2 separate regions of the Homo sapiens genome follow, and region 1 is linked to region 2. Evidence: chromatin loops called from intact Hi-C (ENCODE). Cell type or tissue: uterus. All regions are shown on one strand. Each heading gives the region's core, and the rest is flanking DNA. Links, peaks and the distances in the headings are about the cores only. Region 1 overlaps SLC28A1 (solute carrier family 28 member 1). Region 2 overlaps ALPK3 (alpha kinase 3).

The links. Peaks named below come from ENCODE experiments on the same cell type or tissue, not always from the same donor. Only the 100,000 strongest peaks of a DNase experiment are listed, where the experiment ranks them.
Region 1: a loop joins it to region 2, with 2.1 times the contacts of the local background. A loop is called at or near these places in 6 of 110 quality-filtered maps.

The regions. Positions count from the first base shown.
Region 1 is chr15:84,939,518-84,954,847 of GRCh38, forward strand. It overlaps SLC28A1 (solute carrier family 28 member 1), which reads left to right. Exons shown (of 19, transcript NM_004213.5): 16 at 3,928-4,009; 17 at 5,049-5,147; 18 at 5,239-5,350; 19 at 5,608-6,281. The coding sequence ends at 5,683. It also overlaps the pseudogene RNU6-796P and the pseudogene HMGB1P43. Among named protein-coding and RNA genes, the nearest start is that of PDE8A, 35 kb to the right of the region's middle. In uterus, for the core only: no CTCF peak of the experiment used is centred there; DNase peaks (open chromatin) are centred at 8,564 and 9,024; H3K27ac peaks cover 1,311 bases.
Region 2 is chr15:84,846,119-84,861,448 of GRCh38, forward strand. ALPK3 (alpha kinase 3) reads left to right here. Exons shown (of 14, transcript NM_020778.5): 6 at 10,274-12,437; 7 at 13,125-13,272; 8 at 13,658-13,785; 9 at 13,919-13,954. It also overlaps the pseudogene LOC124900361. Among named protein-coding and RNA genes, the nearest start is that of SLC28A1, 31 kb to the right of the region's middle. In uterus, for the core only: no CTCF peak of the experiment used is centred there; no DNase peak of the experiment used is centred there.

The sequences.
Region 1 (15,330 bases), core at 5,017-13,016, 93 kb after region 2:
AGGCATTAACTTTTTTCTGATATATTTTCTACATATACTTTTCCTAGCCTTTTCTGTTATTGCCCTTTATGTTGTATAAGGAAATTTATTTTTTGGTTTTTAAATGTAGAACGCTTCATGAATTTGTGCGTCATCCTCAGGTAGGGGCCATGCTAATCTTCTTTGTATCATTGAAGTTTTAATATATGTGCACAAGAAGCAAGCACAGGAATGTGTTTTTTTTTTAATTAAAAAAATTGTATTTACTTAGAAGCATTCAGAATGTCAACAAAACAGCTGTAACTTTTGAGTGGTATATATGTATGTATTTATTTATTTATTTTTGGAGACTGGGTCTCACTTTGTCACCCAGGCTGGAGTGCAGTGGTGCAATCACAGCTCACTGTAGCCTCTGCCTCCTAGGCTCAAGTGATCCTCCTGCCTCAGCCCCTGTGTAGCTGGGATTACAGACGTGTGCCACCACACCTGGCTAACTAACCTTCGCATTTTTTGTAGAGACGGGGTCTCGCCGTATTGCCCAAGTTGGTCTCAAACTCCTGACCTCAAGCAATCCTTCTGCCCTGGCCTCCTAAATTGCTGGGATTACAGGCATGAGCCACCACGCCCGGCTCCAGTGGTGTTTAGTTAACAAAACAGCAACTATTTTGTGTAAGCTGCATCAGAGACAACTAAAGATGAAGGCACTACCATCCACATACATAACTAATGTGTGCTGTGTGCCAACAAGAGCCTGCTTTAAATTTCCATGCCAATTTATAACCCCCATACTGCACCAGGCAAGGTTGGTGGCTATTGAAAATACCACCAGGACAGAGTTATCTAAAGACACATTGGGTAGTATGTAACTATGCAAAAAAAAGGACACTGTACAGTTTAAAAACAAATCTTACATGGCCTTACATTTTAATTTATTTCTTTAAAAGGAATGAATTTAGTGTGGGGGGGTTAAATACATTATATACAAAAAAAAAGCTACTAGAACTAGCTTATTCATCATCTTCATCTTCCCCATCTTTCCTTCCCCCTCATCCTCTTCCTCTTTCTCATGTTTCTCCTATTCTTTCTTTTTCTTTCTTTTTCAGCCTTGACAGCTCCCTTATTTTTGCTACATCAGGCTTTCCTTTAGCTCGGTATGCAGCAATATCCCTTTTGTATTTTTCTTCCAGCTTTGCAGGTGTCTTTTTCTAAGGCTGCTTATTCTCCACAGCGGTTTTATAACCACATCTCTCCTACTTTCTTTGCAACATCAACAACGGATAGGCTGGGATGTTCTCCTTTGATTTTTGGGTGATGCTTGGAATAGAACAAGAAGAGGCCAAAGGAGGCCTCTTGGGCGCATTGGGATGCTGGAACTTCTTTTTTGTTTTCCCTTTAGGAAGGATGTAAGTTTTCATTTCTCTTTCCTAGCCAGCCTTGTCCGCCTTTGCCACATCTTCAAATTTTCTTTTCTGTTTAGTTGACATGGTCATCTGCCTCTCTGGCACTTCTTTGAAAGCTCTGAGGAGTTGCCTGAAGCATCTGGGTGCTTCTTCTCGTGTCCCTCCCAACAAGCTTGGACAGGGAGTGCATATAATCACATTTTGCCTCTTGGCTTCTTAGGGTCTCTTCTGCCCATGTTTAGTTATTTTTCCTCAGTGAGGCACAGAGTCACCCAGTGCCTGTCAGCTCTCACTTGACCCAGCATTTGGGATTTGTTTTTTTTTTTTGAGACGGAGTCTCGCTCTGTTGCCTAGGCTGGAGTGCAGTGGTGTGATCTCGGCTCACTGCAAGCTCTGCCTCCTGGGTTCACGCCATTCTCCTGCCTCAGCCTCCCAAGTAGCTGGGACTACAGGCACCCGCCACTGTGCCCGGCTAATTTTTTGTATTTTTAGTAGAAATGGGGTTTCACCATGTTAGCCAGGATGGTCTCGGTCTCCTGAACTTGTGATCTGCCCACCTTGGCTTCCCAAAGTGCTGGGATTACAGGCGTGACCCACTGCACCCGGCCGGGATTTGTTTTTTTTTTAACATAGATTTTATACCAAATATTTTCTTTTGTGATTTCTTCTGTTATTTCTAAACTTATAACGTTATCTGGAAAGTGCGGCTGGGCACGGTGGCTCATGCCTGTAATTCCAACACTTTGGGAGGCCAAGGAGGGTGGGTCACTTGATGCCCGGAGTTTGAGACCAGCCTGGCCAACATGGCAAACAGGAAATAGAAAACTTAGCCAGGTGTGGTAACACACACCTGTAATCCCAGCTACTTGGGAGGCTGAAGCATGAGAATCGCTTGAACCCAGGAGGCAGAAGTTTTCAAAAAAAGGAAAGAAAGAAAAAGAAAGTTATCTGGAAAGTGTTAAATTCGTGAAATAACGTGATGAGATAATTCAGACCATGAGCTTTGGAGTCAGAACTGAGTTCAAATTCTGATACAGCTACCTTCTTGCTGTGTGAACTTCCTTAGTTACTTAACCTCTCTGAGCCTCGGTTTACTCCTCTCCAAAATAAGAGTAATAATAGTACCTTGTAACTATATTTATTATCCTATATTTTCTATCATTCTATACTTAAAATATTAATATTTATCTAGAATTAATTTTTATATAGTGTGAGGGGAGGCTCTATACCAATTTTTTAAATAATTTTTAATTTTTGTGGGTATATAGTAGGTGTAAATATTTATGAGGTACATGAGATGCTTTGATACTGGCATGCAATGTGAAATAAGCACATCATGGAGAATGGGGTATCCATCCCCTCGAGCATTTATCCTTTGTGTTACAAACAATCCAATTATACTCTTAGTTATTTTTAAATGTACAATTAAGTCATTACTGACTATAGTCACCCTGTTGTGCTATAAAATATTAGCTCTTATTCATTTATTCTAACTATTTTTTTGTACCCATAAACCAATTTTGTTTTCAAATTATTTCATTTTGGCTCTTAAAACTTCTTTCTGGGAAATAGGACAGTTGTTAAGAACAAAAGCAAATAACTATTGTGTTTGAACACTTACTGTCTGCCTGGTGTTTCCCATACATTATATAATCCTTTTTACAGCCCTCCCAGGCAACTACTATTATTCCCCTATTCCAGACAGGAAAACTGACACTGAAAGAAGTGACTGACTTCTCAAGCTGATCATTGGTGAGACAATCCTAGAAGCCAGGCTGGCTGGGCTCCAAATCCCTTACTCTTTCCTGTGGGCCATACTCCCTCTCTCAGCCTGAGAGCATTCACAGGAGTGCTGTGAACTGGAAGCCCAGGACTGCGGGGTCAGGGAAGGGGCTGTCCACCAAATGGCCCCAGGACAGAGCTTAGTAGGGCCAAAGCGACAGGACTAACAAAGGCTGAACCCCATCCAGAAAGGCTGGTAATGAAGATTAAAAGGTTGAAGGACAGGCTGGGTGTGGTGGCTCACACCTGTAATCCCAGCACTTTGGGAGGCTGAGGTGGGCAGATCATCTAAGGTCAGGAGTTTGAGACCAGCCTGCCCAACATGGCGAAACCCCATCTCCGCTAAAAATACAAAAAGTTAGCCGGGCGTGGTGGCGGGCACCTATAATCCCAGCTACTCGGGAGGCTGAGGCAGGAGAATGGCTTGAACCCAGGAGGCACAGGTTGCAGTGGGCTGAGATTGTGCCACTGCACTCCAGCCTGGGTGACAAGAGTAAAACTCCGTCTCAAACAAAAACAAAAACAAAAAAAGAAACAAAAAAAGTTGAAGGACAGATAAGAGAGGGGGGCTATGTTTTTGATGTGGTGCAGTTTGAGCCAACTTAGAGGTGGGATTGCAAGGCTGGGGAAGCGGCAGCACAGAGGACTCAAAGGTCAATTACATGTAAGAAGTGGGTAAAATTAAGGCCAGGGAGCCTGGGTGTTATAGGGGTGCCCCAGGCCCATCTGAGGGGAGCCCCTCCTCATGCATCTTCTGTATTTTCAGGTCAGAGCTGAAGTCCTCACGACGTTTGCCCTCTGTGGATTTGCCAATTTCAGCTCCATTGGGATCATGCTGGGAGGCTTGAGTGAGTCTAATCAGGGCCTCACCAGTGTCTAGGAGAGTCTGGGACTTGAACTTGCTCGGGACATGTAGGCCTCAGTTGTCTCATTTGTCTAAAGCAGGACCCAAACAAGATGGCCATAGAGGCCAGGTGTGGTGGCTCATGCCTGTAATCCCAGCACTTTGGGAGGCCCAGGTGGGTGGATCATTTGAGGCCAGGAGTTTGAGGCCAACCTGGCCAACATGGCAAAACTCTATCTCTACTAAAAATACAAAAATTAGCCAGGCGTGGTGGTGCACGCCTGTGATCCCAGCTACTCAGGAAGCTGAACCCAGGCACGAGGATGAGCTGAGATCGCACCACTGCACTCCAGCCTGGGCTACAGAGCGAGACTCTGTCTCAAAAAAAAAAAAAGAAAAAAGAAAAAGATGTTCATAGAGTTTCCTCCTAGCCCTAGAATTCCGATTCTCTGCTGCTGCTGGTGGCCCAGGAAGTTAGCACCTGGGCCTTGAAGGCCAAGCCTGGCTCAGGGGTGGGAGGTGTGGTGCTTGCCTGTCCCCAAGGCTTTGGCCTGCCTGTTCCCACACCCACAGTGGACAGGCAGGCAGGCCTGGTGGGGCCTAAGGTCGAAGGGTCTGCACAGTTCTCAGTTCTTTACAAATAACATTTCCAGTCCTGGCAGCTACACTGCCTGGTGGTATAATCACCCCATTTTACAAAGAAGGAAACTGAGTCTTCATGAAGTGAAGTGGTGGCCCAAGTCACTCAGCTAGTGAGTGGCTGAGCTTGTATTTAATCCCAGGTCTGCCTGACTCCAAACTCACATTCTTTTCCTGCATCTGCCACTCATGGTGTGTAGGGAGATGTGGGGCATTGCCTAGGGGTCCAAGCCAGGCCAAAGAGAACTCCTGAGCTCAGCAAGCTGTCAGGAGGACAACATCTGTCCCTCTGGCCATCTATTAATAGAAGAGGAAGGGAGGTCAGCAGATGCAGCCCGAGCTGCGGAACGCGGGCAGAGAGGGACACAGCTTCCCAGGCCCTGAGCACTTCTGTCCCCTTGCAGCCTCCATGGTCCCCCAACGGAAGAGCGACTTCTCCCAGATAGTGCTCCGGGCGCTCTTCACGGGAGCCTGTGTGTCCCTGGTGAACGCCTGTATGGCAGGTGAGTGCAGGCCTGGCAGGCTCAGAAGGTGGAACCCTGACTTTCTGGCTAGCCCGGGGGCCCTGCCCCACCCACCACTTTCCCTCTACAGGGATCCTCTACATGCCCAGGGGGGCTGAAGTTGACTGCATGTCCCTCTTGAACACGACCCTCAGCAGCAGTAGCTTTGAGATTTACCAGTGCTGCCGTGAGGCCTTCCAGAGGTGAGGGCCTGGGCTGTGGGACCTGCAGGGCACCCACAGTGATAGACAGAATGCCTGAGCGCTGGGGGGGATGCCTTTGGTACCAGGGTGAGGGTAGAAATGTTACGGCTGCAGCTAATGGGGAGGTGAAGGCTCGAGGACCAATGGAGGAAGGGTGGACCAGAGACTTGAAACAGTGTTCCCGGTGTTGCACAGCCTGGTGGTGGCCCGCAGAACCAGGCCTGGAGCTCCCACTGCGATCTTTGCTTTCTTTTTAGCGTCAATCCAGAGTTCAGCCCAGAGGCCCTGGACAACTGCTGTCGGTTTTACAACCACACGATCTGTGCACAGTGAGGACAGAACATGCTTGTGCTTCTGCGCTTCTGAGGGCTGTTCTCCCCCGGGAACCATCTGTCCCCACCTTCCCTTTCCCAGAGCCCTCTTCAGGGAAGCCACAGGACTTAGACCCAGCTCAATCCCACAATTGGGAAGGGTTCATGGAGTGAGTGTGCAGAGAGTGAGTGAGGACATAAGGAAGGACATGTCCCACTCCATCCCCCTTCCTGCTCCCCCATTTCCTAACTCCCCCAGTGTGAATTCTCAGGGTCACTTCTGCCTCCTCCCGTTTCCCCTCCACATCCAAACAGCACCCTGGTCCTCTCTATCCCCCCTCTCCTGGGGTCCCTCACATGCCCCTTCCCTTCTGTTGTGGGCTGCACACCAAAGCCTCCTCCCCTCCCCACTTCCTAGGCACTAGGATCTCTCTGTGGCTTCCCCTGCTGGGTGGTGTCACCTCTTTCTCTGCTTTCAGAGAAACCCTTCCCGCCTTTCCTCAGAGTGCTTCCCAAACTGAGGTCCCATGGCACACTGTCCTGGGAGGCGTTCAGAGGGTTCCATGATGGACTAGGTTTGGAACCACTGGGTTAAATAAACTTAGAGAGGGCTGTTTAGACTTTTGTTTGTTTATTTTTTTGTTTTTTTAACTGTGAACTTGTCAGAGCTTGGTGGTTTTTTCCACATTTACTTGACCATAAAAACCTTTTCACTCTGTCACCCAGGCTAGAGTACAGTGAGGTGATCATGGCTCACTGCAGCGTCAACCTCTCAGGCTCAAGTGATCCTCCCACCTCAGCCTCCTAAGTAGCTAGGATCATAGGCATGTACCACCATGTCCAGCTAATTTATATATAAATACACACATATATATACATACATATATATATATGTGTGTGTATGTTCATATATATATATATATATATATATATATTTTTTTTTTTTTTTTTTTTTTGGTAGAGATGAGGTCTTGCTATGTTGCCCAGGCTAGTCTCAGACTCCTGGACTCAAGTAGTCTGCCCACCTTGGCTTCCCAATGTGTTGGGATTATAAGCATAAGTCACTGTATCTGGCCCATAAGAACCTTTTTGATGGAAGTGTCTCAGTTGAAGATTTTGTGGAATACAACTTGGGAAATATTGGCTAATGTTCAAACTGCTTTACTCTAGGCAACTGTAATGTTAGCAAATGCTTATGTGGCACTGTGTGCCAGGCACTGTTCTCAGCGCTTTATATATTTTAACTCAATCCTTACAACAACTTCATGCAGTAGGTGTTATTATTGTCACTAGTTGAGGAATCGGAGTCGCGGACAGGTTAAGTTATGTGCCTAAAGGGACAGAGCTGGGAAGAGGCAGAGGCAGGATTTGAGCCAGGCCACCTAGTTCTGGGTGGTATAGGGGTGCCCCGAGCCCATCTGAGGGGAGCCCCTCCTCATGCATCTTCTGTATTTTCAGGTCATAACACAAACTGCGATGTGGGGCCTCTCTGTTGGGCTGCTGGTGTTCAGGGAACCCTGATGGGTGGCCCGCCCTCACCTCCCTCGCTGCCTTTCCTCCCCACCCCAAGCCCTCTGTGCCACTAGGTGAGGCCCGATGTCCCTCCCCTGCCTTCATTTCTGGAGTTCCTATCACCAGCATGCCCTCTCCATCTCCCTGCCGCCTGCCCTGCTCCCATCTCAGTTCTCATTTTCCCCAGCAGCTTTGGCTTCCAGGACCTGCGATGCACCCTGCCCTTGTGGCTGCTGGGGCCCTACACCCTCACCCCTACCTGCCAGGTCCAACTTCTTTCCTAGCTGGGGCTGACCCTGACCTAGGGCAGTGGGAGGGTGGAGCCCTGGCCAGCAGTTATTCAGCTCAGCCCCAGTGAGCCAGGTCCTGTTTCTGTTCTGCCACAGACTTTGGTTCCAGTGGGCAGCAGCCTTGCTCCTTGTGAGCCCCACAGGCTGACCTGGGTCCCCATCCTCAGGGCCTGTGTCCTTCCCTTAGCTCCACAGAGTGGAGGCTTGGCCTGACTCCTGTAGCTCCAGCTAGGCTCTTGCCTTCTCTCTGCAGCCCTCCCTCAGTCCTTGCTACCTGCTCCAGCTGCCCTTGGGCTGTGGGCAGGGTGCCCTGTTGATATGGACAACACAGTCCTCTCCCAGGATTGGCCCTCCGCCCCTTCCCTGCCCATATGTTGGCCTCAGCTCCACTAGCTGGGTCATGGAACAGCCCAAGGACTGCCCTTGACCCCCTTCTCTGGACTCCCTGCACGCTCATTCTGTGGCCAGTGGCCTTCCCTAGAAGACTGCAGGCCACTTGAATATAGGGCTCACACTGTACCCTTCTGTCTTAGTCAGTTTTGGCTGATAACAAAATACCATAAATGGGATAGCTTATAAACAACAGAAATGTATTTCTCACAGCTCTTGAGGCTGGGAAGTCCAAAATCAAGGTGCTAGAAGATGCTGTGCCTGGTGAGAGCCAGTTTCTCATAGGTGGCACCTTCTCCCTGTGTCCTCACATGGCAGAAGAGGCTAATGAGATCCCTGGGGCCTCTTGCATAAGGACACTAATCCCATTCATGTGGGCTTTACTCTCATGACCTTATCACCTCCCAAAGACCCCCCCTCCTAATACCTTCACCTTGGGGGCTAGGATTTCAGCATATGAACTTTGAGGAGACATGAACATTCAGACCATAGCAAATAGTAGTGTAAGCTATTAACAAGAGGGGAAAATGGGTGTGGGATATATGGGAGCTCGGTAGTATTGGTGCAACATTTTGTAAGTCTAAACTATTCTAAAATTTAATAGTTTATTTTTTAAATGGCATGGGGAAAAAAAAACTGCGTGGACACAGATGCTGTATAACTTGTAATTCAGCCCATGGGTAACTCTGTCCTAGACAATGCATGTCCCAATAGGCAACATGCCAAGGTCTGTGAGTTGACTAATGGGCTACATTGACCCCCCTTCTGCCCCTTTCTTCCCATGGCCCTGCCCTCACCTCTGCTGCCCCCTCAATTTAATTCAAGCTCATGCCTTCAGCTGAATGTTAATTAGTCCTGACCTCTTTGCAACCACATGAAGAATATCATCTGCTTGAAATTACTTTTGACTTGGGATTAGTGAGCCCTGAGGTTGGACAGGACCTTAAACATCATTTTGAGGGTGTCTACCTCCCCATCCAGCTTTTCTGAGAATGTTTATACCCACTGTATGGATGGCCTCTGTCAACATGTTTTTATGTTTGAGTCATGAGACTCCATTCCCATGAGTGATTTGCTATTGAACCAGGATTGAATGCCTGACTCAGGGCAGGCCAAATCTGTACTCTTGCCAATGGCCTTTTGGATTCTTGGGAAGGAATATGAATTATAAAACCCAGAAACAGAGCTGGGAGCTGAGTCACCACGGTGGGGCTATGGCTTGGAGCTGACCTCATTCCCTCCCTTACTGCAGCCCAGTTGTTCTGCTTTTCCTTGGATTCCATGACAGCCAAATTCTTTCCAGAAATCCCCTCTAACCTAAACTAATTGAGAAGGTTCCTCTTTGTAATGAGAAGGACATTGCCTAGGATAGTCACTTTGTTAACCCCCGATTCTGCTTGAAATCAAGCAGTCATTCATCATTTGCTTAAACCTCATCAAGATAATAACCTCACGCCTCTCATTGCTACTCCACATTGGAGAGCTCCACTTCTGAGAAGGTTCTTTTTTGATTTTGCATCAAAAAGTGTTTTGCTTTGATCCATCCCAGTTTTGCCATTCTGGGCCACTCTGAATGGGTCTCATCTCATATGTATATCTTTGTTGTCCTTTTTCCTACTTACCAAAGTAATACTTGCCCATTAGTTTTAAAAAGTCAAATCTTAAAACTTATAGAAATGGTTTAATCCCTTTTCCACATGACAATCCATCAAGTATTTGAAGATGATGCCCATCCAGGCTTCCCTTCTCTGAGCCAGGCACCCTTAGTTCTTTCAGCTGTTCCTCACATAACACATAGCAGGGTTTCAAAATTTGCTCCAGACCTGATTCGAAGCTGTTCTGAATTTGTGTGCAGACAGTGCATGAGTCAAGAGCAAGTCGAAGATGAAGCCAGAACACAGCATGGTAAATATGATCTCATGGGTGGAACCAAGATGCTGTGATGAGACTAAAGATTGGATATGGTCTTAGGAGGATATTTGAAAGAGGCAGACTTATTAGGAAGGGTGTTTTGCTTTGTTGTTTGTTTTGTTTGAGATGGGGCCTCTGTTGCCTGGGCTGCTGTGCAGTAGTGCAAAAATCCTGGCTTGCTGCAGCCTGGACCTCCTGTGCTCAAGGGGTCCTCCCACCTCAGCCTCCCACCTCAGCCTCCCAAGTAGCTGAGACTACAGGTGTGTGCCACCATGCCCGGCTAATTTTTTTTTTTTTTTTTTTTTTTAGAGATGGCGGGGACTCTCTCTATGTTGCCCAGGCTGGTCGTGAACTCCTGGCCTCAAGTGATTCACCCATCTCTGCCTCCCAAAGTGCTTGGATTACAGGTTTGAGCCACTGTGCCCAGCCTTAGGAAGGGTGTTAAGAAGCTACATGCCTGCTTCAGAAATCCTCAAATCCGAGGGCTTGCATGTTGAGGGTATAATTTGAAGAGCAGTTGTCATTTAGGAGAGAATGAGAGAAAGTCCTGGCCTGGATCATAAAGGCACTATCTCTAGGACACAGCAGGAATGGGGTGGGAAGGACTTATCTACAGGGGTATCCTAATTGCCCACCACCAAGGAGTGCAACAAGTTCCTACCTTGCCTGGAGGTTGCTTTCCATTTCCTGAGTGAGAGAAACTGCAGCTTTGGATGAAGTTCTGACAAAGATATGGAATGGTGGAATGGGGACAATTTGCCAACAGAGACTTTGTCACTGGCAGGGATGGGGAGGCAGCACAGCCAGGCGATTGTCCCACACTTGAGAATAAAGCCATTTAGGAAAGAGACTCTGCAAGGAAAGGCAGCGCTTGGATTGAACCCTGTCTCTGCTGGGCAAAATATCCTAATGAGGAAGGAAAGGCAGAGGCAACAAAAGAAATCAACGTGGCTATGAGTGAATAGCAAGGATCTCATTCATAAACTCAAAATTTTAAAATATCAGGCACCAACATCAGGCTGAAGAACACTTGACCCGTGTAGAAAGACAGCTGGCTGTCCTCCAGTCGCCAGTCTCCTTTTTTTTTTTTTTTTTTTTTTTAGTAAAAACTGACAATCCAGCTGGGCATGTGGCCACTTACAATAAAAACTACATTTCTCAGCTAGGCGCGGTAGCTCAGGCCTGTAATCCCAACACTTTGGGAGGCTGAGGTGGGAAGAGTTCAAGATCAGCCTGTGCAACATAGTGAGACCCTGTCTCCATAAAAAATAAAAAATTAGCTGGGCATGACGGTGTGTGCAAGCAGTCCTAGATACTCACGAGGTTGAGGTGGGAGGATCACTTGAGCCTGGGAGATTGAGACTGCAGTAAGCTGATAGCACCACTGCACTCCAGCCTGGGTGACAAGAGTGACTCTGTCTTAAAAGAAAAAGAAAAAGGACTACATTTCTCAACCTTCCTGGGTTAGGGGTGGCCATGGTCTGGCCAGTGGGGTGTGAGCAGAAGTCCAGTAGGCAGCCTCCCATCATGCCCTTGGAAGAGGGTTCTGTTGACTTTTTCTTAAGGGTCAGATAGTAAATATTTCAGCTTTCGTGGGCCATATTGCCGTGTTACGACTACTCAACTCTGCACTTGTAGTTGAAAGCAGCCATAGACAAACAGAGTGGCTGTGTTCCGATAAAGCCTGTTTACAAAAACAGGAGGCCAACCTGCAGGCTGTGGTTGCTGACCCCTGCCTTAGATAAATGGGGGCATCCCACACGTTCTTGGTATATTTCACATTTTTGCTCCATGCTAGTTGGAATGCAGATGGGAAGGTGAGCAAGCTTGGACCATGAAGACAAAGGCAACACCCGAGAGATGGAGCAGCTTCAAGTTGAAGGGAGCCTGAGGCCGTGGCTCGCCTCTGTAGTCCCAGCACTTTGGAAGGCCAAGGTGGGCAGATCTCTTGAGCCCTGGAGTTTGAGACCAGCCTGGGCAAAATGGTGAAACCCCTTCGAGAAAAATTAGCTGGGAATGGTGGTGGGCACCTGTAGTCCCAGCTGCTTGGGAGGCTGAGACAGGCTTGAGCCTGGGAGGTGGAGGCTACAGTGAGCCATGACCCACTGCACTCCAGCTCAGGTGACAGAGCGAGACCCTGTCTTAAAAAAAAATAATTAAAAAAAAAAAAAAGAAGGAGTCTGGGGTCCTGATGTCTTTGCAGAGCAAGACTGCCACGACAGCACAAACTTTATGTGAGAGGGGAATAAGTTTCTATCTCCTTTATGTTATTATTTGGGATCTCTTATATGAGCCTGCTAGTAGACAGGAAGAATAAGATAGGTGGCAAGAAGGAGCAGATTTGCCTCTTTCCTGCGGGGATCCTGATGAACAAATGGGAACAAGCTATTATTAACAAAGTGCCCATCATCCCTGCCTGGCACTCCTGGTTCTCTGGTAACATGGGGCTGGTACATTCACCTGGAGTCCTAAATGGGCCCGCTCCTTCTGACAAAGTCTAAATCTGAAACATACCTCCCACTGGCCACCAAGACTTCAGAGAAAAAAGAGAGACTCCTGATACATATCCGAGGGGAAGTGGAAAGAGAGCCAGATGGCCAAACTGCAAAGTTTTCCAATTTAGCTTCATGATGGGAAAACACCAGAGACAGAAGGCAAGGCGAGGCAAGGGAGGCTCACAGCAGTTTCCAGCCTCAGGCTTACAGAAGCAGGAGTCGGCAGAGGTCCATGTGCTGTGTATAACCTTTCAACACACAGTGACCTGATCCACTGGTAAGTGTGGCCCAGTCTACCCACTAAGATCCGTGTTCCCTCCCCTTGAAGAACAGCAAGGAACTAGAACAGGAGCTAGAAGAAGGACAGGCTTCTCAGGTCCCCATCCTGCTCCCCTCCCACCTGCCAAACACTGCAAATTATGTTGAGAGCAAAAAAGAACAAGGAAGAGATGATCCCACAAGGACTGCTTGGAGCAGTTTTCTCATCCTCACACAGGCTGTGTGGCTATCTGCTCTCTATACAGACATCTTTCCTATCTTTCCAAGGTGGGACTCATTTCTCATCTACAAGTAAGAAGGCAGTAACCCACAGATCAAGACTGCCAACCAGATGGACACACGAAATGCTGCTACACACTCTCCTACACGTCAGTAAATTCCTTGCATCCAATGACTCCATGTGCTTCAGTGACGGACCATGAGTGAGCCTGACCAGGCTGGAGATGCCACCACGCAGGTTACTTCCTCCACTCAGCCCCAACTGACAAAGGACACATTTTTATCCCAGCAAAACTTCTGTTTTTCTTTTTCCAAGAAAACAGAAAAGTCGCCGGGCACGGTGGCTTACGCCTGTAATCCCAGCACTTTGGGAGGCCGAGGCAGGAGAATCGCTTGAGCCCGGGAGTTTGAGACCAGCCTGGGCAACATGGTGAAACCAAGTCTCTACAAAAAAATACAAAAAAATTAGCCAGGTGTCGTGGTGCACGTCTGTAGTCCCAGCCACTCCTGGGAGGTCGAGGCTGCAGTGAGCTGTGATCGTGCCACTGCACTCCAGCCTGGAGAACAGAGTGAGACCCCGTCTCAAAAAATAAAAAAAATTTTTAATAATAAAGTATAAAGAAAAGTTATTTAAAGATAGAAAATTCACTTTATAAACAAAAGATTGCTTTTATCCCTTGAAACTTCCTTCCTCAATAAGATTCTTTTCTACTTTTAGAGGAGTCCATTGTTTATATTACCAAACTATTCTTTTCAATGCCATCGCATCAATTAGAAGACAAATAAGCTCCATCAAAGCATACAGCTTTCAAGGGATCTTTTCTTGGGCAGTGCCCAGAGGGCAGATATTTCTAATCTCTAATCCTTTTTGGATCTGGGGCATGTCATTATTTCAGTGTCAGCTGCTCTGAGCCAGAGTGTGGCCCGATGCTGCAGTCTGGGACCAGGGTCCTCCAGGTAGGCCCAGAACCCAGAGGTGAGAAAGTCTAATGGCTGGTATGGAAAAGACAGGGCCTCCTTCTGAAAAGTTCCGTAACTCGGTGAATCATCTTCAATGACTTAAACTGTTAGGAGTCTCAGGAAGTTCATGTCAAGAGCTCTCAACAGCTGGTGGGTTTTATCACTTAGAGGTGTGTCACTGTAATTAATTGATTCCTTTATAACAGTGGAAAGCCTGAGCCAGGTGGCTCACACCTGTAATCCCAGCACTTTGGGAGACTGAGGCTGGAAGATTGCTTTGAGCCCATGAGTTCAAGACCGGCCTGGGCAAGATAGCGAGACCTTGTCTCCACTAAAAATTTAAAAATTAGCCCAGCATGGTGACAAGCACCTGCAGTCCTAGGAGTCTGAGACAGGAGGATTGCTTGAGCTCAGGAATGTGAGGCTACAGTGAGCTGTGATCACACCACTGCACTCCAGCCTGGGTGACAGAGCAAGATGCAGTTTCAAAAATAAATAAGAAAAGTAGAAAAATATAATAGTGAAAGTACTGGAGTTTATGAATGATTTACCTCATTTGTAAAAAATGTATAAATCAGAGGGGTATATTACTTAGGATTCTTTTGGTTGCAAATGACAGACAACAAATCAAATAGCTTAGGAGAAGAGGAATGTATGGGCACCAGGAGGGATGAGGGTGTAGCTGCAGGCAGCTGGGCCTGGGGACTTCATGACTCTAGGGCTCTGCCTACCGCTGAGTTCCTGCTTTTGTTGTGTTTGTGTCTTCCTGCACTGTGACCTCCTTCTACTGAATTGGATTTCTCCATAAGACTGGACCATGGCCATCAGAAAATCATGGGTTCATATATTAGCTTGTTTTCCTGATAGCTAGTTGTGGCAAAGAAAGCAAACCTCCAAGAATGTGATTGATCTGTCAGGGACGTGTGCCCTCCTCCAGACCCATTGTTGAGGCCTAGAAAATGGGATAGGGTGATCAGTGTGGCCTGGCTCTTCTGCCCACCCCTGAAGCAATCACTGTGACCAGGGAGGTAGAAGCTGGCAGCTCCTATTTGAACAGAAAGGGAAGGAGGAGCAGTTTCCCACGAGATCGGGGGTGTTGTTTCCTGATGAAAGCAACCATTCTTTCCATTTATCTATAAAGATTTCAAATGATAGCATATCTTCAAAAATCTGAGATAATAGAAATAATGGAAATGTAGCGCTTGAAATAATTTAGGGAAAAAGGGACTAACGTTTTCTGAATGCTTATTGTGAGACAAGTTATTTGCATATGCTGTCCGTGTAATCCTTAAAAACAAACAAACTATGTGAGGTAGATATTATTATCCCCATTTTACCAACAAGGCAACTGAGACGTGGAGAAGTGAAGTGGTTTGCTCAAGGGCACACAGTTCAGCGGCTGAGCCAGGTTTTGAACCCAGTTCTGTTTGGTTTTAATGCCAGATACTTAACCATTGTAGCACGTTGGCTTCCTCATTGATCTGCCTAGTAAACAGGTATATGATATGTGTAAAATACTTTACATTATTTTTATTTTAATTAATAATACTGAGTCATTGTGGTATTTTTATGACATGGCTGCAAATTTTCTAACACTCCTCCCATGAAGCAGT
Region 2 (15,330 bases), core at 5,373-13,372:
GGAAAATGGAACCGAGATTGAAACTATAACCTCAGAGGCCTGAATGGAATTTGTAGCCTGAACACAACTAGGTAGATTGCCTTCCAAGACAAAGATGTTAATACTCTCCATAAGATTTAAACAAGAATCAGAGTCTTGTAATATTTAAAATGTCCAAATACAATAAAAGTTACATGGCATATGAAAAATCATGAAAATCTCCACTTGCATGGAAAGACAATCAAAGAGTGCCAATGCCACAGTGACACAGATGTTAGAATCATCTGACTTTAAAATCATCTGACTTTACTATAAAAATGTGGCAAGTAAGGGTGAATACTCTGGAAACAAATGGAAAGATAGAAAGTCTCAGCAAAGAGGTAAAAGACTAGGCTGGGGAACATGGCAAAACCCTGTCTTTACAAAAAATACAAAAAAGTTAGCTGGGCATAGTGGTGTGTGTCTGTAGTCTGAGCTATTTGCAGGGCTGAGGTGGGAAGAACACTTGAACCCAGGATGTTGAGGGTGCAGTGAGCTGAGATCACGCCACTGAACTCCAGCCTGGACAAAGGGAGACCCTGTCTCAAAACAAACAAACAAACAAACAAAAAGAGGTAAAAGATATGAAGAACCAAATATCAATTTTATTCATTTTTTATTTTTTATTTTTTTGAGACAGAGTTTTGCACTTGTTGCCCAGGCTGGATTGCCTGGCACGCTGCAGTGGCATGATCTCGGTTCACTGCAACCTTCACCTCCTGGGTTCAAGAGATTCTCCTGCCTCAGCCTCCTGAGGGAGTAGCTGGGATTACAGACGTGTGCCGCTACACTTGGCTAATTTTGTATTTTTAGTACAGGGGTTTCACTGTGTTGGCCAGCCTGGTCTTGAACTCCTGACCTCAGGTGATCCACTCACCTCAGCCCCAAATATCAATTTTAGAATTGAAATTTACAATAACTGAATAAAAAGACTTACTGGTTGAGCCCAACAACAGAGTGATAGGTGACAGGGAGAAGACAGTGAACTTGAAGTTAAAGCAATAGAAATTATTCAATCTGAACACATACGCCCATACACGCACAGAGAGAGAGGAAGGGAGGGAGAAACGGGGAGAGAGAGAGAGAGAGAGAGAGAGAGAGAGAGAGAGAGAGGAATCAGAAAAATCAATGAACAGAGCCTCAGAGACTTGGAGTGCTGTATCAAAAAGTCTAACATTTGTGTCACTGGATAATCAGAAGGAGAAAGAGAAAGACAGTGATGCAGAAAAAAATATCTGAAGGAATAATGGCTGAAAACTTTCAAAATTTGGCAAAAGTCAAGAAGTTCAGCAAACCCTAAACAGGAAAAGCCCATAGAATTCCACATCCAGAAACCTCATAGCCAAACTGTTGGAAAGTAAAGACAATGAAAAACTCTTGGAAGTAGCCAGAGAAACATAATACATTATTTATAGGGAAGCAATGATTTGAATGACTATAGATTTCTCATCAGAAACAATGGAGGCCAAAAGGAAGTGGAACAACATTTTTTTTTAATGCTAAAAAAAAGAACTTTCAACCTATAATTCTACATTTAGCAAAAATATCTTTAAGTATTGAAAGTGAAATAAAGACATTCTCAGATAATGGAAAAAACAAGACACTACATTGTCAGCAGACCTGTTCTAGAAGAATTGCTAGGCTGGGAGCTGTGGCTCACGCCTGTAATCCCAGCACTGTGGGAGGCTGAGGCAGGTGGATCACCTGAGGTCATGAGTTCGAGACCAGCCTGACCAACATGGTGAAACCTTGTCTCTACTAAAAATACAAAAAAAATTAGCCAGGGGTGGTGGGGGGCACCTGTAATCCCAGCTACTGGGGAGGCTGAGGCAAGAGAATCACTTGAACCTAGGAGGCAGAGGTTGTGGTGAACTGAGATTGCACCACTGTACTCCAGCCTGGGTGACAAAGCCAGACTTGATCTCAAAAAAAAAAAAATAAAAAGAAAAAGAATTGCTAAAGTAAATTTTTCATAGAGAAAGGAAATAATACCAGAAGGAAACTTGAAACATCAAGAATGAAAGAAGGGCAATGGAAATGGTAAATATCCTGGTAAATATAATAGATTATTTCATCTTGATTTCTTTAAAATATGTTTGAAGGTAAAAAGTAAAAAAAAAAAATTACATTGCTGGAGTTTTTTTAATGTATGCAAATATAATATATAAGACAAATACAACATAAAGGGGCATAGGGTAAAGAGACCTATATGATGGTGAGATTACTGTATGGCACTTGAAGTGGTAAAATATTGACTCTAAGTAGACTGTGGAGAGTTAAGTATGTATATTGTAAGCCCTAGAGCAACAACAGAAATACTATACAAAGAGATATAGTAAAAATCACACTACGTAAGTTAAAGTGGAATACTAAAAGATGTTCTAATCTAAAAGGAGGCAAGAATAGGGAAACACAGGAAGGAAAAACAGGAAACAAATAGAAAACAAATAGTAAAATTATTGAGTAAAATCTAAACCTATAAATAATTATATTAACTATAAATGGTCTGAGCATATCAATTAAATGACAGATTGTGAGACAGGACCAGAAAAACTTTCCCAACTTGATGCTGTCAATAAGAAATCCATTTCAAATATAGTGATATAGGTCAGTTACAAGTAAAATAATAGAAAAATATATACCATGCAAACACTAATCAGATGAAAGCTGGAATGGCAATATTAATATCAGACAGAGTAGATTTCTGAGGAAAGAAAATTACTGGCTGGGTGCAGTGGCTCACACCTGTAATCCCAGCACTTTGGGAGGACAAGGCAGGCAGATCACCTGAGGTCGGGAGTTCGAGACCAGCCTGACCAACATGGAGAAAACCCATCTCTACTAAAAATACAAAAATTAGCCAGGCATGGTGGTGCATGCCTGTAATCCCAGCTACTTGGGAGGCTGAAGCAGGAGAATCACTTGAACCCGGGAGGTGGAGGTTGCGTTGAGTCGAGATCACGCCATTGCACTCCAGCCTGGGCAACAAGAGTAAAACTCTGTCTCAAAAAAAAAAAATTACTAAGAGAAAAATAGTGAACTATCTAGTGATAAAAGGGTCAATTCAAGAAGACATAACAATAAAAAATGTGTATGCACCTAACAACATACCTTCAAAATACATGAAGCAAAACCTGACAGAACTGAAAGTAGAAATATACAGAAAACAATAATTATAGTTGGAGACTTTAACACTCCTCTCTCTCAGTAATCAATAGAACTAGTAGACAGAAAATCAGTAAGGATATAAAAGAACTGAACAGCACCAGCAACCAACTATCTAATAGACATATATAGAATACTCTGTGTAACAACAGAATACTCATTCTTTTCAAGTGCATATAAAATATTCACCAAAATAGATTATATCCTGGACCATAATATAAATCTTAACAAATGTGAAGTAATTGAAATAATACAAAGTATGTACTCTGACCAAAATGAAATTAAACTAGAAATCAATGACAGAAAGATAATAGAAAAATTTCTAAACACTTTTAAATTAAAGAACATACTTTTATGGGCCAAGGAAGAAGTCCTAAGGCCAATTAGAAAACATTTTAAATTGAATGAAAGTGAAAATACAACATACCAAAATGTTGGATGCTGCTAAATCAGTGCCTTGAAGAAAATGTATAGCATTAAAATGTTTATATTAGAAAAGAAAAAGGATCTGAAATATCAATAACCTAAGTTCCCACCTTAGAAAACTAGAAAAAGAAGAGAAAAATAAATCCAAAGCAAACAGATAGAAAAGAACAGAAAATAATGAAACCAAAAACAGGAAAATTATGGAGAAAATAAACCCAAAGCTAGTTATTTGAAAAGATCAATAATATCAATAAACTTCTGGCAAGACTTAGAAAAAAAAAAAAAAGAAGACACAAAATACAAGTATTAAGAATGAAAGAGGGGATATCACTACAGACCCTGTAAGGATTGACAGGGTGAAAAAAAAAAAAGACTACTATGAAAAACTGCACATAAATTTAACAACTTAGATGAAATAGAGCAGTTATTTAAAAATTATAAACTACCAAAACTTATGCAAAAATGACTGCCCTGCCCCATCCCTGTTAAGGTCCTGGTTTTGTCCCTTGCTCTTCCAAACCAGCATTCCAGGGCCATGCCCCCTTAGAGGGTTATAAACCATACTATTTTTCATTCAGTTGTTCATTCCTGTGAACCCCTTATGTGTTTGGTACTGTGAAGAATGCAAAGGTGAATAAAACTTTTTATTTTTATTTTTATGTTTTTATTTTAAGAGACAGGGTCTTACTCTATTGCCCAGGCTGGAGTGCAAGTGTCATAATCATAGCTTACTGCAGCCTCGAACTCCTGGGCTCAAGCAATTCTCCCACCTCAGCCTCCAGAGTAGCTAGGACTACAGGCATATGCCACCACACCTGGCTAAATATTTTGTTTTTTTTTTGTAGAGACAGGGTCTTGCTGTGTTGCCAGGCTGGTTTTGAACTTTGGGCCTCAAGCAATTCTCCTACAATGGCTTCCCAAAGCACTGGGATTCTAGACATGAGCAACCATATCTGGCCATACACTGAGTCCTTAATATCTGAGAATTTATGAGGGAAGAGGGAAAAAGACAGCATGGCAAATTAAACCTCCTAATATCCCTTGTAGTAAAAAAGCTTACATAGAGCCAACTAGGTTCATTCTGCTCACACCATTTTTATTTTTAAGAAACATATGACATTCCTTCTCATATCTTTACACAGTTCCAGATATACACACACACACACACACACACACACACACACACACCCTCTGTCATAATGTTTAGTTAGAGGGGTCAGCCCTTGTAGAAGTGTACAGAGAATATTCAGTCATCCACCATGTATTTATTGATTTCCAACTCCCAGGCCTGTACTGGGCCCTCTTCAAAGGGGAAGAATTCACAGATTAGCAGATGACATATGCATGAAATAAATACCACACAGAATGGGGGTATAATGATGGAATTAGTAAATTTGCTATGGGGGCCACTAACTTTTTTGGGGTAGAGGAGGGAACTCAGGAAGTCTTTAAAGAAGAAAAGAAACTTGAGTGAGGTCTTCAAGGATGAGAAGGAGTCCTTCAGGTGGTCAAGGAGTAGGTGAGAATGTCTGGTACAGAAAAAAGTACATAAAAGAGTTACTAAATAGCACAGTTGTCAGTACAGTTAAGTTAGTGTTGGGCGGAGGGACCCAAGAGATGAACCTGGAGAAACAGATCTGGGATTCTTGCTGAGGGACGGGCCTCACTGATCACACAAGGGTTGATTTCCTTATATATTTTCATTTTTAATTGTATTTTTGTTAACTGTATGTCACATGCACAAGGTATAAAATTCAAAAAGTACAAAAGATACATAGAGAATATTAAGTCTCCCCACTTCCCTATCCCCACTGCTCAGGTCCTCTCCCTGAAGGCAGTTACCAAAGCAGGTTCTTTGGGCATCCTTCCAGAGCTATTTTCTTTACATTTGAAAATACGTGTGTGTGTGTCTGTGTATTTTCCACACAAAGGTTGCATATTATACTTTCTATCCTTTACCTTGCTTTTTTATTTGGATGTTTGTTTTATTTATTTGGAATATGGATATACCATAATTCATTGGATCAATCCTGTATTGTTGGAATTTAGGTGATTTCTAGTCTATTGCAATTTAAACAGTGCTGCAGTATATATCCTTGTATATAAGTCCATCTGCACATGAAAGTATACCTGTACGATTAATTCCTAGGAATGGAATTTTTGGGTTAAAGAGTATAAATATTTTTAGTTTTAATAGATAATGCCAAATTGCCGTCTGTAGAGGCTGTGCGATGCCTGTAACCCTGGCCAAGAGAGTACAGCAGTCCCCCTTATCCACAGAAGATACTTTCCCAGATCCCCAGCGGATGCCTGACACTGCAGATAGTACCAAACCCTATATATATTGTGTTTTGTCCTATACATACACACCTATTATGAAGTTTAGTTTATAAATTAGGCACCGTAAGAGATTAACAACAATAATCATAAAATAGAACAACTATAGTAATATGCCAGTATCACTACTCTTGTGCTTTGGGGCCATTTATTAAGTAAAATAATGGTTACTTGCACGCAAGCCCTGAGATACCAGGACAGTTGATCTGGTAACCAAGACAGCTACTTAATGGGTAACGGGCAACCTAGTGTATACCTGGTGGCTATGCTGCACGAAGGGCTGTTTCACATCCCAGGTGGGGTGGCATGAGATTTTATCATGCTGCTCAGAACAGTGCAAAGTTTACAATTTGTTTTTTCTTTTTACTTTGGTTAATCTTTAAAACTCTCCCATGGCAACAATCATAGATTACTATGTCATATAACACCTATGTCTTATATCTCCCCAGGAAAACATACCACCATCGAGTGCCATGGCATCCTAGAGAGAACTTCCATCTTTGCTCACAGCGTTAAGAGCTCTTGGTTTTGCAGCCTCTTTGAAATGACCTATAAAATTTATCAATTGTTTATTTCTGGAATTTTTCATTTAATATTTTCAGACCAAGATTGGCCACAGTTAACTGAAACCACGGAAAGCGAAACCGTGAATAAGAAGGGGCTACTGTGTGATTAAACTTTTTGCTCTTTGAAGCTAGGTCTTTTAGGCTTTATCCTGTCAGTGATGATAAGCCATTGAAAGGTTTTTTAAGAGGGGAGTGTTTCAGTCAGGTTTGTGTTTTGGAAAGGTCATTTGGGCTGCAGTGAGGAAAAGAGTTTAGCAGAGGCAAAGACTAGAGTCATGGATACCAATTAGGAGGCTTTACAGTAGTCCAGGCAAGACAGAATTGTTGGCAGATCCGATTAGGCAGTTGGCAGTGGAGATGAAGGAAATGGATATTGAGATAATGAAGAAGTAGTTTCAATAGAACTGAGGGATTGATCTGGCTGAGAGTGCGTTAGGAGTGAAGGTAGCTTTAATCAAGAAGTTCTAGTTCCGTGAGTCTTGTGAACAGCAACAGTCTTGTATGCACAGTCTGCACCTTCTTTGTAGATTTATAGATCTTATGTCTTTATTAACATTTTCTAATCCTAGAATATCAAAAGATAAAAAAGAGGCTCTAATATATTACTAATTGCTGTTTCTTGGCACCAAGGCAGTTTTGTCTGTTAATATCCGGTTGTCAGAGAAGTTGGAAGAGCATTTTTATTAAGATTCTTCAGTTAGGCCGGGTGCAGTGACTCATGCCTATAATTCCAGCACTTCTGGAGGCCGAGGTGGGTAGATCATTTGAGGCCAGGAGTTCAAGACCAGCCTGGCCAACATAGTGAAACCCCATCTCTACTAAAAAATACAAAAATTAGCTGGGCGTGGTGGCACATGCCTGTAATCCCAGCTACTCGGGAGGCTAAGGCAGGAGAATTGCTTGAACCTGAGAGGTAGAGGTTCCAGTCAGCCAAGATCATGCCAGTGCGCTCCAGCCTGGGTGACAGAGCGAGACTCCGTCTCAAAAGAAAAAAAAAAGATTCTTCAGTCAGCCTGTAGTCCCAGCTATTTGGGAGGCTGAGGTGGGAGGATCACTTGAGCCCAATAGGTTGAGGCTATGATCTTGCCTATAAATAGCCACTGCATGCCAGTCTGGGCAAGATGGCAAGAACCTGTCTCAAAAAAAAAAAAAATCCTTCAGTCAGACTTATTCCTGATATTCGCCAAACTCTAATGTTTCCCACATCGATAACATTCATTCAAAATTCTGAATTTAGGCTGGGTGCAGTAGCTCACACCTATAATCCTAGCTCTTTAGGAGGCTGAGGTGGGAGCATTGCTTGAGGCCAGGAGTTTGAGACTACCCTGGCCAACATGGCAAGACCCCATCTCTAATTTTAAAATATAAAATAAATTTAAAAATTTAAAATTTGAAAAACAGAAAATTCCTAATTTAGTAAAGTAACTTTAAATTCTACACTTAATTTACATATATTTTAATTATGTATATTTAAAAGTCTTTCATTTTGTGATCTTATTCCTTTGATTTTGTGTGTGGTTCTGATATTTAAAAATATTTATATGTTATAATTTCAGTTTTATATAATACCATTAATTATTTCATCTGTTCACTCAGTTTCTACTAATTTTTAATGATGAAAAATGATACAGTGTTTTCACTTCTTCTCTGCATTTTCTTCATTCATCTTTTTTTGAGCCAGAGTTTCACTCTTGTTGCCCAAGCTGGAGTCCACTGGCACGATCTTGGCTCACTGCAACCTCCGCCCCCGGGTTCAAGCGATTCTCTTGCCTCAGCCTCAGAGTAGCTAAGATTACAGATGCGCACCACCACGCCTGGCTAATTTTTTGTATTTTTAGTAGAAATGGGGTTTTACTATGTTAGCCAGAGTGGTCTCAAACTCCTGACCTCAGATGATCTGCCTGCCTCGGCCTCCCAAAGTGCTGAGATTACAGGTTTGAGCCACTGTGCCTGGCCTTCATTCATTTTCTATCTCATATTGGCCTAAAGTTTGATTTCTAAGTGATTATCTTTATTTAGGTAAATATCCTCTATTTCTGTTACTTGGTTTTTCAGCTTTGAGTAATGTCTTTGGTGCCTGGCTCTTACAGGTGACACAGTCAAGGAAGTTTCTTCCCCTTTCCACTTTCGTGCTGGCTGTGTTGTTTCTGTATCGTCAGGGCATAGAACATTGACATTCTGATTTGCCATTCTAAACCCCACTTGATTTTAGTCTTGCTTCTACAGTTATATGTTAATATGCATTAATATATATGTTAATGTAAGTGAAATATGTTCAGTGCTTACCGTCAGCTCTTTTGCTGTTGTTTTCTCAATCATCTTTTGGTTGACTACATTTGTTCCCTGGTGATTTCCTCAAGCAGGGCTTGTGGGAACAATATTCCTTTAGTCTTTGTATGCTAAAACACAATGTTCTCGGCTTAGCAATTTTCCGGAGGTTTCTTCAGGAGTGTAGCTGCCAGCGTTTTCTGAGATCTGCCTCCATTCCATCTCCTCTCCTTGTCTGCTCTGCTCATCTGCCGTGTCTTCGGCCAGTTTCCACCCAGGCCTCCATGACCCTGCAGCTCTTGTTGCACGTGGACTTACGGGTTTATAACCTTGGGGTGACCTTTGTCTACAGTAGCCGTGATTTTGCCGGCGTCTTGAGACCTGCTGAACAGCTCCACTCTCCTCCCGCTGAGCTGTGGCCCTGTTTATTTCCCCATATCACTTTGCTCCTCCTCAGCTTCCCAGTGTCTGCATCTGTTGGCTTTTGGCAGCTGTTATCCTTTTGTTTGTTTTTTGAGACTGTAGGTTTTATTTGCCTCCAGTTTCACTAACAAAGGAGTTTGCTTTGTTTATTTCATGTTTACTTTGTTGGTTTTGATGATATCTTGGAGGAAAAAAGGGAAATCACTGTTGTACGCCACCATGTTTGACAGGAAGTCCTTTAAAAGTAGGTGGCGTTATGGTATAACAACAAAGAGCATGGGATTTGGAGTGAGATACACCCGGCTGCGAATCTGAACTCTGCCACTTACTGACTACCTGACGGTGGACAGATCACATGCCTTCTTGTCATTGTTATCTCTAGAATGGGGCTGATTCTCCTAAGTATTCATACTGTATGAGGAGTAAGTGGGGTAATATCATATACAGGGGCCTAGCATAGTGCTTTGCAAGTAGATGTTCAAAAGGGTAACATTATAATGTTTCATTAATTTCCTGGCATAGATGCCATTCAGAATTACTTTAATCCTCTCTGCTTGGATGGCATCCATTATTATCACTCACTCAATGTTACTGGTGGATGCTGTCACTGAGGCCATTATTGGGACACCCTTTGGCACTCTCTCACTTCACCCATAATTCTATCCAAGGCAATTAGTGCCACAGGAGAAGGACTGCTCTGGGAGCCCTGGGGAGAGGACAGTCTCCTTCATATGGTAGGGGTGAGGGGTGGAATAACCCATGAGCAAGGTCTTTCAGGAAAGGCAGGATTTCTTCAGGAAGAGGTGGAAAGGGCCAGAGCTGGGTCTGGGTGCTAGATATTCCCCAGTCCAGATTCTGAGATCAGAGATTAGGGTGAGTGGGCATGGATGGGGCTTTGGGCATTTGTCACATGTCTTTGCCTCCCAACTTCCAGCAGGCCTGAGAAACCAGGAGGCAAGATTCCCATCAGAGCAGTTGTAGATGAGGTCCGAGGAGACTGGGATGCCAGACTGGAAAGAGATCTGAATGTCCATGTAGTTAAATCCTTGCTTTTGTCCCTCTGTTTTCAGGTCCTGGAATGCCAGACAACCACGGCTCCTACCATGTCGGCCAGCAGCAGCTCTGATGTAGCCTCCATTGGGGTTAGCACTTCCGGAAGTCAAGGTATCATTGAACCCATGGATATGGAAACCCAGGAGGATGGGAGAACATCTGCTAACCAGAGAACTGGAAGCAAGAAGAATGTGCAGGCAGATGGGAAGATACAAGTGGATGGAAGGACCAGGGGAGATGGAACACAGACAGCCCAGAGGACACGTGCAGATAGGAAGACGCAGGTGGATGCTGGGACACAAGAAAGCAAGAGGCCACAGTCAGACAGGAGTGCACAGAAGGGCATGATGACACAGGGAAGGGCAGAGACACAGCTAGAAACAACACAGGCAGGTGAGAAGATACAGGAAGACAGGAAGGCCCAGGCAGATAAGGGCACACAGGAAGACAGAAGGATGCAGGGAGAGAAGGGGATGCAGGGAGAGAAGGGGACGCAGTCAGAGGGGAGCGCGCCCACAGCCATGGAAGGTCAGTCTGAGCAAGAGGTGGCAACCAGCCTCGGCCCACCATCCAGAACCCCCAAACTCCCACCTACAGCGGGTCCTAGAGCTCCTCTGAATATTGAATGTTTTGTACAGACCCCAGAAGGGTCTTGTTTCCCAAAAAAACCTGGTTGCCTGCCCAGATCTGAGGAGGCAGTAGTAACAGCCTCCAGGAACCATGAGCAAACTGTGCTGGGTCCCCTGTCAGGGAACCTCATGCTCCCAGCACAGCCGCCCCATGAGGGGAGTGTGGAGCAGGTGGGAGGAGAGAGATGCCGAGGGCCACAGTCATCAGGCCCAGTCGAGGCCAAGCAGGAGGACAGCCCGTTCCAGTGCCCCAAGGAGGAGCGGCCAGGGGGAGTGCCGTGTATGGATCAGGGTGGCTGTCCTCTAGCTGGCCTGAGCCAGGAGGTACCCACGATGCCTTCTCTTCCTGGAACTGGGCTGACAGCTAGCCCAAAGGCGGGGCCGTGTAGCACCCCGACTTCTCAGCACGGGAGCACAGCCACCTTCCTGCCCTCTGAGGATCAGGTCCTGATGAGTTCTGCCCCAACACTGCACCTGGGGCTGGGGACCCCCACTCAGAGTCACCCACCAGAAACCATGGCCACCAGCAGTGAGGGGGCCTGCGCCCAGGTACCAGATGTGGAGGGGCGGACCCCAGGTCCCCGGAGCTGTGACCCTGGCCTCATAGATTCCCTGAAGAACTACCTGCTTCTGCTGCTGAAGCTGTCCAGCACAGAGACAAGTGGAGCAGGGGGAGAGTCCCAGGTGGGGGCAGCCACCGGAGGTCTGGTGCCCTCAGCCACTCTGACACCCACTGTGGAAGTGGCTGGGCTTAGTCCCCGGACATCGAGGCGCATCCTGGAGCGTGTGGAGAACAACCACCTGGTGCAGAGTGCACAGACCCTGCTGCTGAGCCCCTGTACCTCCCGCCGCCTCACCGGCCTCCTGGACCGTGAGGTGCAGGCTGGCCGCCAGGCCCTTGCTGCTGCCCGAGGCTCCTGGGGTCCTGGTCCCAGCTCCCTCACTGTCCCTGCCATTGTGGTAGACGAGGAGGACCCTGGGCTGGCCTCAGAAGGAGCCAGTGAGGGTGAAGGAGAGGTTTCCCCTGAGGGGCCTGGCCTCCTGGGGGCCTCTCAGGAGAGCAGCATGGCTGGTCGACTGGGGGAGGCGGGTGGGCAGGCAGCCCCTGGACAGGGGCCCTCAGCAGAGAGCATAGCCCAGGAGCCCTCCCAAGAGGAGAAGTTCCCAGGGGAGGCTCTGACAGGTCTCCCGGCAGCTACACCTGAGGAACTGGCTCTAGGGGCCCGGAGGAAGAGATTTCTCCCTAAGGTCAGAGCAGCAGGAGACGGGGAGGCAACCACACCTGAAGAAAGGGAGAGCCCCACGGTTTCCCCCCGGGGGCCCAGGAAAAGCCTGGTGCCTGGGTCCCCAGGGACTCCAGGGCGGGAGAGACGCTCCCCTACGCAGGGCAGAAAGGCGAGCATGCTGGAGGTGCCTCGGGCAGAGGAGGAGCTGGCGGCAGGAGACCTGGGCCCCAGCCCCAAGGCCGGCGGTCTGGACACAGAGGTGGCCCTGGATGAAGGCAAGCAGGAGACACTGGCCAAGCCCAGGAAAGCCAAAGACCTGCTGAAAGGTGAGCAGTGGGGAGGGAGAGGGATGGCTTCACAGGACAGGGCCACAGAAAGCACACTGCTGCTGCTGCTAACAGCACTACCCCATGACAGATAGCATATCCCTCCTCGGGATTCATAAATTACCTTGGTAAAGGTACCCTTCTCTCACAGCCTTTAAGGCCTGGTTCTTGTTTTGATTCTGCCACTCCACAGAGTGGAGATAACAGTACCGCCTTTGCAATGGCATGAGGCTTAAATGGGATGGAATAGATGAAGTGCTTAGCACAGGGCCTGGCTTTAGTAGCGTTCTAGCTCTCCATCATCACCATTCAGTCCCCCTTTACAGAGATGTCGCATGATTACAGAGTGGTGGGGACAGGATTCAAATGCAGGCTTCCAGAGTTAGGGACCTAGAATGCAAACTGAAGTTCCTGTCTCAACTGCTGTCTGCGTCCTCAGCTGGGAGCCCCTCCCAGCCTGGGGTCAAGGTGGAGTAGGGGCTTCTCTCTAGCTGAGATGTGTGCTTTGGGGGTCAGGGCAGAAGCCTGAGATATAGGCAGGAGGCACCGGGGGGCTGTGAGTGGTAGGTCTGTGTGGAGACTTGAATCCTGTTTTCTCCCAGCCTTTTCCACCAAGGACACCCAGGAGAGCAAGGATATGGCCAGAGGAGAGGTGGTGTTCCCCTCTTGACTGGGCCCTGCTCTCAGCCCCACAGGTGATCCGGAAGATTCGGGTGGAGCAGTTTCCTGATGCCTCCGGTAGCCTGAAGCTGTGGTGCCAGTTTTTCAACATTCTTAGTGACTCAGTCTTGACATGGGCCAAGGATCAGCGCCCAGTGGGCGAGGTGGGCAGGAGGTAAGCCAACGACACCACTGCCACCTGACCTGGCTCCCTGATTGCAGTAATACCGTTGGGCACTGTCCTAGTGCTTTGAACCTATCGCCTCATTAATCCTCACAATAACCAGGGGAGGTCCTTTTATTCCCATAGTAGAGATGAGAAAATGGAGGCTCAGCATTCTTTAAGCCACTTGTCCAAAGCCACACAGCTAGTAATTGTCAGGACTGCAAACCAGACCTGTGGGCTTCAGGACCAGCTCTTGGCCCTGGAATCGCGCTGCTTCCCCAAAGCTCTCAGAGCTGGGGTTCACAGCAGCCTCTGAGAGTGGGGTCCAAGGACGCTTAGGACCACAGTCTGCCCCCATGCCATGGCCCTCACGAGTAGGGTCTCCACTCTGCAGCGCAGGGGATGAGGGGCCGGCGGCCTTGGCCATCGTGCAGGCCTCCCCCGTAGACTGCGGTGTGTATCGGTGCACCATCCACAATGAGCACGGCTCGGCCTCCACCGACTTCTGCCTCAGCCCTGAGGGTGAGTGTGCCCCGCGGCCCGGGGTCTCAGCCTGGCCTGGCTCCTGGTGGGTGGGCAGCAGTCATCTTTGAGAGAAGGCACTCTCTTGGCACAGCAGCCTGAAGGCACTGCTTTCTTCTTTTTCTGTATCTAGTGTTGTCAGGATTCATCTCCAGAGAAGAAGGTGAAGGTATGGTTCCCCCCTGGGGAAGGCGGGGTGGTCCTACCCCTGCCATCTGCAGGGAGGACCCTCTTTAAGGGCTTGGAATCTGGTCCCAATCCACATACTGCTCCTCTTTGCCTCTTAGTTTAGGATATGGCTTGGGAGATGATGGAGGAGGACTGCTGTATCAGAAGATTATGGGGGAAGAAGTGACCAAGGGGGCCACTGCACAGGAGTTAGTTCACCCTTGTGCCCTTTGCCCATGTCAGAGTCTTTGATCCAGGGCAGAACCGGCCACCAGGGCATGTCTTATCCTGCCAGCTCCTACCCAGGGTTTCTCACAGTGCTCTGTGGACCCTGGTATTAGATTCACACAGGGAACCTGCTAGAAATGCAGTTTCCTGGTCCCTGCTGCACTGCAGACATCTTTAATGACCTAGGAGGGACCTAGGAATATTGCGTTTTCAGCAGGCCCCCTGGTGATCATGAAATACCTTCAAAGTTTGATACACATTTGAAGGGCTCAAATAGGGATGGGCACGTACTGCTCCTACAAGAGACAGGCTAAGGCTTGGGACTGTGAAGGCAGCCAGTGATAAAAAGATGTTTGGAGCTGTATTTGCTAACAAATGCATTAATTCCTTCATTCTCTCACTCTTTCAATCACTCATTCATCCAACTAGTGACTTTGTTTTGAGATGGAGTCTCACTCTGTTGCCCAGGCTGGAGTGCAGTGGTGTGATCTTGGCTCACTGCAACCTCCGCTTCCTGGGTTCAAGCAATTCTCGTGCCTCAGCCTCCCCAGTACCTGGGATTACAGGCATGCACCACCATGCCCAGCTCGTTTTTGTATTTTTAGTAGAGATGGGTTTCACTATGTTGGCAGGTCTGGTCTCGACCTCCTGACCTCAAGGGATCCACCTGCCTTGGCCTCCCAAAGTGCCAATTAGTGACTTTTGTTTAGTAATCAAATAAAATTTAATCAATATCAAATAAAACCTCAACCTCAAAACTAAGTAATAATTATTTAATATCATCAAACATCCAGTCAGATTTCCCCAACTGTCTCATATGCGTTGGTTTATTTGAATCAGGAACCACTCATTGCTTTTGGCTGATGCAGCTCCCAAGTCTCTCTTAATATTTAACAGTTCCTCCTACTTTATTTGTTTTCTTCCTTTGCCATATGTTTGTTAAAGTCACTGGTATAGAATTTCTAACATTCTGGATTTTGTTGATTGTGTTCCCATTTAACATGTTAAATGCTTCTTCCAAATTGGTAATCAGATTTAGAGGTTTGGTCAGATTCAGGTGTGATTTTTTTTTTTGGAGGAGGGGCAAGAATAACTCACAGGTGCTGTGTATACCTTTTGCATCCTATCTGGAGGCACATACTGTCAGAT